Linked DNA regions of Homo sapiens: region 1 is linked to region 2. The links are chromatin contacts, found by Hi-C or POLR2A ChIA-PET in ENCODE. All regions are on one chromosome and are shown on one strand. Each heading gives the region's core, a stretch centred on a gene start or an enhancer-like site at or near the end of the contact. The rest is flanking DNA. Distances are from core to core; before and after follow the strand shown.

Region 1 (3,471 bases), core at 428-2,927, 3.6 Mb before region 2:
AATCCCATTTTATAAATGAAAAAATGGAAGTATTAAGAGATTAAGTAACTTTACTGAGGTCATATAGTTTCTAGCAGATGGAATGAGAACTTGTGTAGGGCCTGTAACTCCCAATCCCATGTCCTTTCTCCTAAAACATTCAGTGATTCATTCAACAAATGTTTACTGAACACCACCTATGTGCCAGGCACAGTTTTAGGTCCTGGGTATCTGAGAGTGAACAAAATAGACAAGACCTTGCTCTCCAAGAGCTTACACTCTAACTGGAGAGAGACAATAATATAGTATGTCCGGGTGTGGTGGCTCTCACCTCTAATTCTAGTACTTTGGAAGGCTGAGGTGGGAGGAGCGTGTGAGGCCAAGAGTTTGAGACCAGCCTGGGCAACATAGCAAGACCTTGTCTCTACAAAAAATAATTAGCCAGGCGTGGTGGCATGTCTGTAGTCCCAGCTACTCAGGAGGCTGAGGCAGGAGGATCAATTGAGCCCAGGCTGAGGTGAGAGGATCGCTTGAGCCTGGGAGATTGAGGCTGCAGTGAGCTATGATTGCAACATTCATTGCACTAGAACCTGAACAACAGAGTAAGACAATGTATCTAACAAAAAAAAGAGGGTGAGACAGAATGTGTATATATGTTAGTCTATATGAGGCTCTTTGGTGTTAATTTGGCAAACACCTGAAGGAAAAAGGGCAATGACAGAGTGGTGTTCAAGGCAGAGAGTACAGCAAATGCAAAGTTCTTGAGGCAAGAGCATATTTGGCTGTCATTCCATCACTTTTTTCTTTAAGATACTGTATCGGTTAACTATCCTCATGTACCAAAGAACAAATGTAAACATACTGCATGACTTTGAGTGATTAACTACATAACTTTGACATGTCAACAATCTCTTATGGTGGTCATCTTTCCAATAAATTGAGTTGAGCTAGAAAATGTGTATTGCCAAAATCCATTGATTTACTTTAAAAATTAAATCACAGGTTGCGGATGCCCGTAATGGTGGCATTTCCACACACAGTACTGTTGCTGATTTGATGAGACACAAATATATTCCAACCCCATTTTCAAATATTAAAAGTTGGTAGGGTCCTCAACGAAACCTAACAGTGACTTCAAGTTGAAAAAAAATGCTTAAAAGGAAAAAAACAGGGAGAGCCCACCTTTTGGCCTGTATCTCTCAGAAAGAGGGACAAGAGCGGTGGGAACGTGAGGAACTTTTAAAATGTGAGAGCGTTACTCTGGGGAAACCTGGAGTTTACTCTTGGCCTTTACTCGCTGGACTGTCATAGTTCTCACATTTGTGAAGCGAGTCTGGGCTGGCGGCCCTCAAGCCCTATCCTCCCCCGATGCGGAAGTCTTGCTTCTCTGTGCCTCCCAGGCTTGAGAACAGCAGAGTCTGGCCGCTCAAAACGAAAGCTTCACGAACGTCGCTCGCTCGGTGCTGAGAAAGAAGCCTGACGCGACCCGGGAAACTTGACCGACGCACGCCCGCCCGCTTGCCCCGCCCCCTAACGGCTTCCCGGCTTCCCCCGGGTCCTATGCAGAAAAGACGCTGGGCCTGGCAAGCGGGGCCAGTAGCGGCTTCCGGGAGGAGTTTTGGCCTCCACACGGCTCCGTCGGGCGCCGCGCTCTTCCGGCAGCGGTAGCTTTGGAGACGCCGGGAACCCGCGTTGGCGTGGTTGACTAGTGCCTCGCAGCCTCAGCATGGGGGAACATGGCCTGGAGCTGGCTTCCATGATCCCCGCCCTGCGGGAGCTGGGCAGGTAGGGCTAGGCCCAGCCTGGGTCCTGCATCCTCCTCCGCTGATTCCGGCTTGGGTTTCACGTGCTCTCCCCTCCCCTGCTGCGCTATGGCTGGGATCCCCTAAGCCCCCGCTGCGGCCCTTGTGGAGATGCTCCGTGGCTGATTTGGGCGCTTCTCCCTCAGAGTGCCCGTTGATAGCACATGGGGCAGTCGCCACAAACCTGCGGGAAGCCGGTCCGTGGGGGAGAGAGGCGTCTGCCGGCCCTGGTTTACCACTCACCCCGATCGAGAGTTTGCTTCCTGCAGCTGGAGGAAGAGTCCCTGCTGATCGCTTTCTGGTCACTTTTCTACACTCATTTTCTTCTCGAAAATCTTTTTCCTTAGACGAGGGACTTGACCCATCAGTTTCTGTTCTTTGTGATCACTCGTGGAGGAATTGGTTTTTAGCCTTACATTTTGTCCCCAAACTGCCCTTGAAAGAAAATCACCGCTTCTCATTTTCTGCAAGTGACATCACTTGCTGGAAAAGGCAGTTTTTTTCTTTGAAGTGAAGTCATAGTACATACTGAAGATGTGACCTCCCTCGTATTGATCGTCCAGTTCCCGATCCGTTATTTTAGTCAGAAATTGGAGAGATAGACCCCTGGGTCCACAAAATCTCAGCGTGCACAGAGTGTTGCCAAAATTTGGAGACAATTTAATATTTCATTTGCAAATGCATGTTGTCTGTAAACCTCATGAAAACCAGTATCTTACCACAAGGAGGGAGAGGTGTTGATGGCTCTCACACCTCTTCAATACACAGGCAGGCTTCCCTGAACCAGGCCTAAAGACTCGGTAGAGCTTGTTTTGCTTTGTTTGTTTTAATTCTACACTACTGCGAACAAGAAATAAATAAGCTTGTGCTGCTACCGCAGTTAAATTATCATTTGGAATAACTGCTTCCCAATTTCTTAAACTGTTTGAAAACTTTCCACACAAAGTCAAAGCTGACATTAAGCCAATGGGATAGCTACTTCTCTTTCTTTTTGCAGCGCAGTTGTGTTCATTTCCACTGGTTGGCCATCCAAATAATCTAGTCTCAATATATGAATAAAAGGATAAATGAAGGGACCATTCTTGTCGTAACTGCATCACTATTTTTGAGTGTGTGAATTTTTTCCACTTATCTGTGGCAAGTATACTTTGTGTTTAGTTTATAAAATAACCTCTACCTCTCTAAAAGAAGAGGAAGAAAAGTGATCATTGTAGGAAGTTGGTTTACAAATTTCATCTTTCAGGCTCATTGTGAAGCTGAGTATATTTTTGCCACTTTGCTTTAAAGTAGAATTAACTGGTTAATACTTCTCTTCCCTCTTCTGTCTTCCTCCGTGAGTCCTGTTAATAAAAATAATTGGTTCTTGGATTATATATAGTCGGTTTCATCAGTAGAGTTTATGTTACCTTTCATTTATTTGTAGCTATTCCAAGAGAAAGAATAGAAAAACTGACCCACAGAGAGTTGTCTAATAGTTTTTAATTGTCATGGCTTTTTCATTACAACTACTTGAATCAAAAAAGCTAATCAATTTTCATAGTATATCCATGACATAGAATGAAACAAGTGTTACCACTGTTTAAGAAAAAGGGACAGAGAAGTTGAAGAACCAAAGGCACAGCTAGCAGATAACAGAGCTAGGTTTCAGATTCAAGCTTTCAAGGCCTTTTCTTCCAAAATGTTTCCTCTT
Region 2 (3,639 bases), core at 182-2,681:
AGAGGCAGTGACAGGCATTGAGTCAGCCACTCCAGACATGCCAATCACTAATGCACAGCTATATGACATCCATTCAGTCCACCTTCCTCCATAAGGTGGCCTTGCCCCCCTCCTCAGCACCAAGGAGTTTGGGGCTTGAGGATTCAAAACACTGGCCATCTCTCTCATACTTTATGACTGCAGACTTTTTGTTTAGGCCAAGTTAAAAGGCACTGTTAAGGAGCACACTGTTAAAAGGCACACCTGATTTTCCCTGAAACAATCTCTGTACATGCTGAAATAATTGGATTCCCATCAGAATTCTGCTTAAGGTAGGTGACAACTAACTCCTGATTCTTTGGAGAAAGATCAGAACAAATGTCTCATCAGGAGAGAGATTTGAACAAGTCCCTCCCTCAGCCTGATGTTTGTCTTCCCAGTCTGTGGCAAAATACATACACTGGGAGGGAAAGAGGCATCGAAGAATTGTGAAAGAAAGGAAGAAAGGGGGGAAGGAAAGAAGTAAGAAAGGAGAAAAAGAGAAGATGCTATATCCACCAGCTACATTTACTCTAATACTTGATGAACATATTACATAACTATCAGTATAAGTGTGTTTTACCTCGTAAATACAAATCTCACACCTTGTACATGTGCATACCTGTGTTTCTGAGCAGCACACATGCACCTGGTATCTCACCCATCTCAAGGACAGCTCCTCTCCATGACTTCCATATGTGACCCCTGTGCACACACATACACAGTCCCGCAAAGTCCCGGGCAACAGCCCCGCCTGTGTTAGTGCAATAGCTGAGGGGCATCTACTTGGTGCTGTTAAAGCACACATCCAACCTTCACTCCAACCCCGTAGGATTAGTACACGGATTCCTGGTTCCTAGATCCACTGGTAACGCAGGGAGAGGCAGAGGTGATTCAGGCGGCGCCCCTGACGACTATTTCCAGAGATCCTCTCCCCTGCCCCATTCCAGCCCAGTCACTCTGAGAGCGCGAGGGACAGGCCAGGCCGAGGCTTCTTCGTACAGTCACACCCGTTTCTGGGCTGACTTTCCCAAAGCCTCAGAGCAGCTCTCCCCACCCTACCCCGTCCAGCCCCCTCGCCGTCTCGCCCCTCCCCAGCCCCGAGCTAGAAGTTCAGCCTCAAGACGGCAGCAAACGGCAGAGCAAAGGAGTCGTTTTCTTTCACCTGAAAGCCGCGAGGAGGCTTGGAGCGCCTTTCCTCGCTGGGGCCCGAGCTTCCTGGGCTTTGGCCGGGTGCGGGCAGACCCCACCGGGGTCCTCGTCATCTCCCAGCCCAGCCCGCAGAGCGAGTACCGGCAGATTTCAAGGGCGCGTGAGCCTGGCTGTCGGCTGGGCCCCTGAGGCTCGCTGGGCGGGGGCAGGCCGGTCCAGGCTGTGCGGGGCGTTTACAAAAAGTGACTTGGAGATGAACTCGCCCGTGCGCGGCTGGCCGCCCCGCTATAGGGGCGAAGGCGCCTGACGCAAGCGGAACTCGGTGGAGCCCATACGAATCAGAACAGAGCGAGGCTCCTGGCGCACTAGGGACTCCAGGAGGCAGCTCCGCCAGAGACGCGGGTCGTGCTTCGGGAAACCGGGGGGCGGGGGGAGGGGAAGAGCGCAGAAAAGAAAACCCACCAAGGCGGGGACTGGCCTGAGCGGGGAGGGGCGGCGAGGCCGGAGCCCCTCTCTGTTGGGCGGACTCCCCATGGCCAGAGGCTGAGCTCCACTCCCGCCGGCCGCTCCCTAGGGGAAGGGGAAGGAGAGGGGAGAGCAGCGACAGGCCTCCAGCAAGCAAGCGCGGGCGGCATCCGCAGTCTCCAGAAGTTTGAGACTTGGCCGTAAGCGGACTCGTGCGCCCCAACTCTTTGCCGCGCCAGCGCCTGGAGCGGAGAGCAGAGGCGGCCCGGCCGCGGCGCGCCGGCTTTGTCATGATGGCCAGCTACCCCGAGCCCGAGGACGCGGCGGGGGCCCTGCTGGCCCCAGAGACCGGTCGCACAGTCAAGGAGCCAGAAGGGCCGCCGCCGAGCCCAGGCAAGGGCGGTGGGGGTGGCGGCGGGACAGCCCCGGAGAAGCCGGACCCGGCGCAGAAGCCCCCGTACTCGTACGTGGCGCTCATCGCCATGGCGATCCGCGAGAGCGCGGAGAAGAGGCTCACGCTGTCCGGCATCTACCAGTACATCATCGCGAAGTTCCCGTTCTACGAGAAGAATAAGAAGGGCTGGCAAAATAGCATCCGCCACAACCTCAGCCTCAACGAGTGCTTCATCAAGGTGCCGCGCGAGGGCGGCGGCGAGCGCAAGGGCAACTACTGGACGCTGGACCCGGCCTGCGAAGACATGTTCGAGAAGGGCAACTACCGGCGCCGCCGCCGCATGAAGAGGCCCTTCCGGCCGCCGCCCGCGCACTTCCAGCCCGGCAAGGGGCTCTTCGGGGCCGGAGGCGCCGCAGGCGGGTGCGGCGTGGCGGGCGCCGGGGCCGACGGCTACGGCTACCTGGCGCCCCCCAAGTACCTGCAGTCTGGCTTCCTCAACAACTCGTGGCCGCTACCGCAGCCTCCCTCACCCATGCCCTATGCCTCCTGCCAGATGGCGGCAGCCGCAGCGGCTGCAGCAGCTGCGGCTGCAGCCGCGGGCCCCGGTAGCCCTGGCGCGGCCGCTGTGGTCAAGGGGCTGGCGGGCCCGGCCGCCTCGTACGGGCCGTACACACGCGTGCAGAGCATGGCGCTGCCCCCCGGCGTAGTGAACTCGTACAATGGCCTGGGAGGCCCGCCGGCCGCACCCCCGCCTCCGCCGCACCCCCACCCGCATCCGCACGCACACCATCTGCACGCGGCCGCCGCACCGCCGCCTGCCCCACCGCACCACGGGGCCGCCGCGCCGCCGCCGGGCCAGCTCAGCCCTGCCAGCCCAGCCACCGCCGCGCCCCCGGCGCCCGCGCCCACCAGTGCGCCGGGCCTGCAGTTCGCTTGTGCCCGGCAGCCCGAGCTCGCCATGATGCATTGCTCTTACTGGGACCACGACAGCAAGACCGGCGCGCTGCATTCGCGCCTCGATCTCTGAGAGCCCACCGCATGCCGGTGCAGACGGATGCGAGGATGCAGGGACGCGCGACGCCGGCCCCGGTCGCAGCCGACGACGCCGCCGCCAGCCTGACCTCACACCCTCTGGGCCCGCCTCTGGAGCCAGCGCCCAGGGTCCCTCTGTGCTTTTTCGCTTTCCTAAGCTCCTGTCGCTCCTCTTTGTCCCCTCAGTTTATGTCCTCCTGTGCTCACCTCCCTGACCTCTGTGACCTTGCACTCCCCTGGCCTGAAGCTGCCTCTCTGCGCGCTTTCTACTGGGCTCGTCTCTTTCCGGAGCCCCAGCGTCTCCTGCCCAAATTCACCGCGGAAAGGGCCCGGGGCGGAGGTGCGACCGGGCGTCGGCAGCGCAGACCTCTTGGCCTTCTCTCACAGGTCGGTGCGCTCGCTCTCCGCGTTCCCCGCCCGACTGCCGTGCAGTCCATGGCTAGACGCGCCGGACAGGACTGATGGCGGGACCGCGCTGCCCGAGAAAGGGACGGACCAATACGTGTGTTTGCTCCGCGAACCCTCTTGAAGCTGTTCAGAAGCCGCTTGCCGCGGGGCCCACTAGGCGGGGCGGGGGT

What was found. A loop is a pair of places that touch in the nucleus more often than their neighbours do. ChIA-PET counts read pairs that join two places held with the same protein, here RNA polymerase II (POLR2A). Pooled maps may share reads with other maps.
Region 1: a pooled map shows a loop between it and region 2 (4-fold over the local background). The contact joins the promoter of ATR here to the promoter of FOXL2NB in region 2. A Hi-C loop is called at or near these places in 1 of 168 maps with a recorded cell type or tissue (naive thymus-derived CD4-positive, alpha-beta T cell) and 4 of 50 pooled maps. POLR2A ChIA-PET finds 5 or more read pairs at or near these places in 1 of 52 experiments (OCI-LY7).

What each region holds. Positions count from the first base shown.
Region 1 is chr3:142,576,939-142,580,409 of GRCh38, reverse strand. It overlaps ATR (ATR checkpoint kinase), which reads left to right and starts at 1,677. Exons shown (of 47, transcript NM_001184.4): 1 at 1,677-1,764. The coding sequence starts at 1,706. RefSeq lists enhancers at 1,327-1,426, 1,727-1,886.
Region 2 is chr3:138,945,009-138,948,647 of GRCh38, reverse strand. It overlaps FOXL2NB (FOXL2 neighbor), which reads right to left and starts at 1,431. Exons shown (of 3, transcript NM_001040061.3): 1 at 1,184-1,431. The coding sequence starts at 1,283. FOXL2 (forkhead box L2) reads left to right here and starts at 1,511. Exons shown (of 1, transcript NM_023067.4): 1 at 1,511-3,639. The coding sequence starts at 1,926. The coding sequence ends at 3,056. RefSeq lists a silencer at 1,267-1,495 and an enhancer at 3,536-3,639.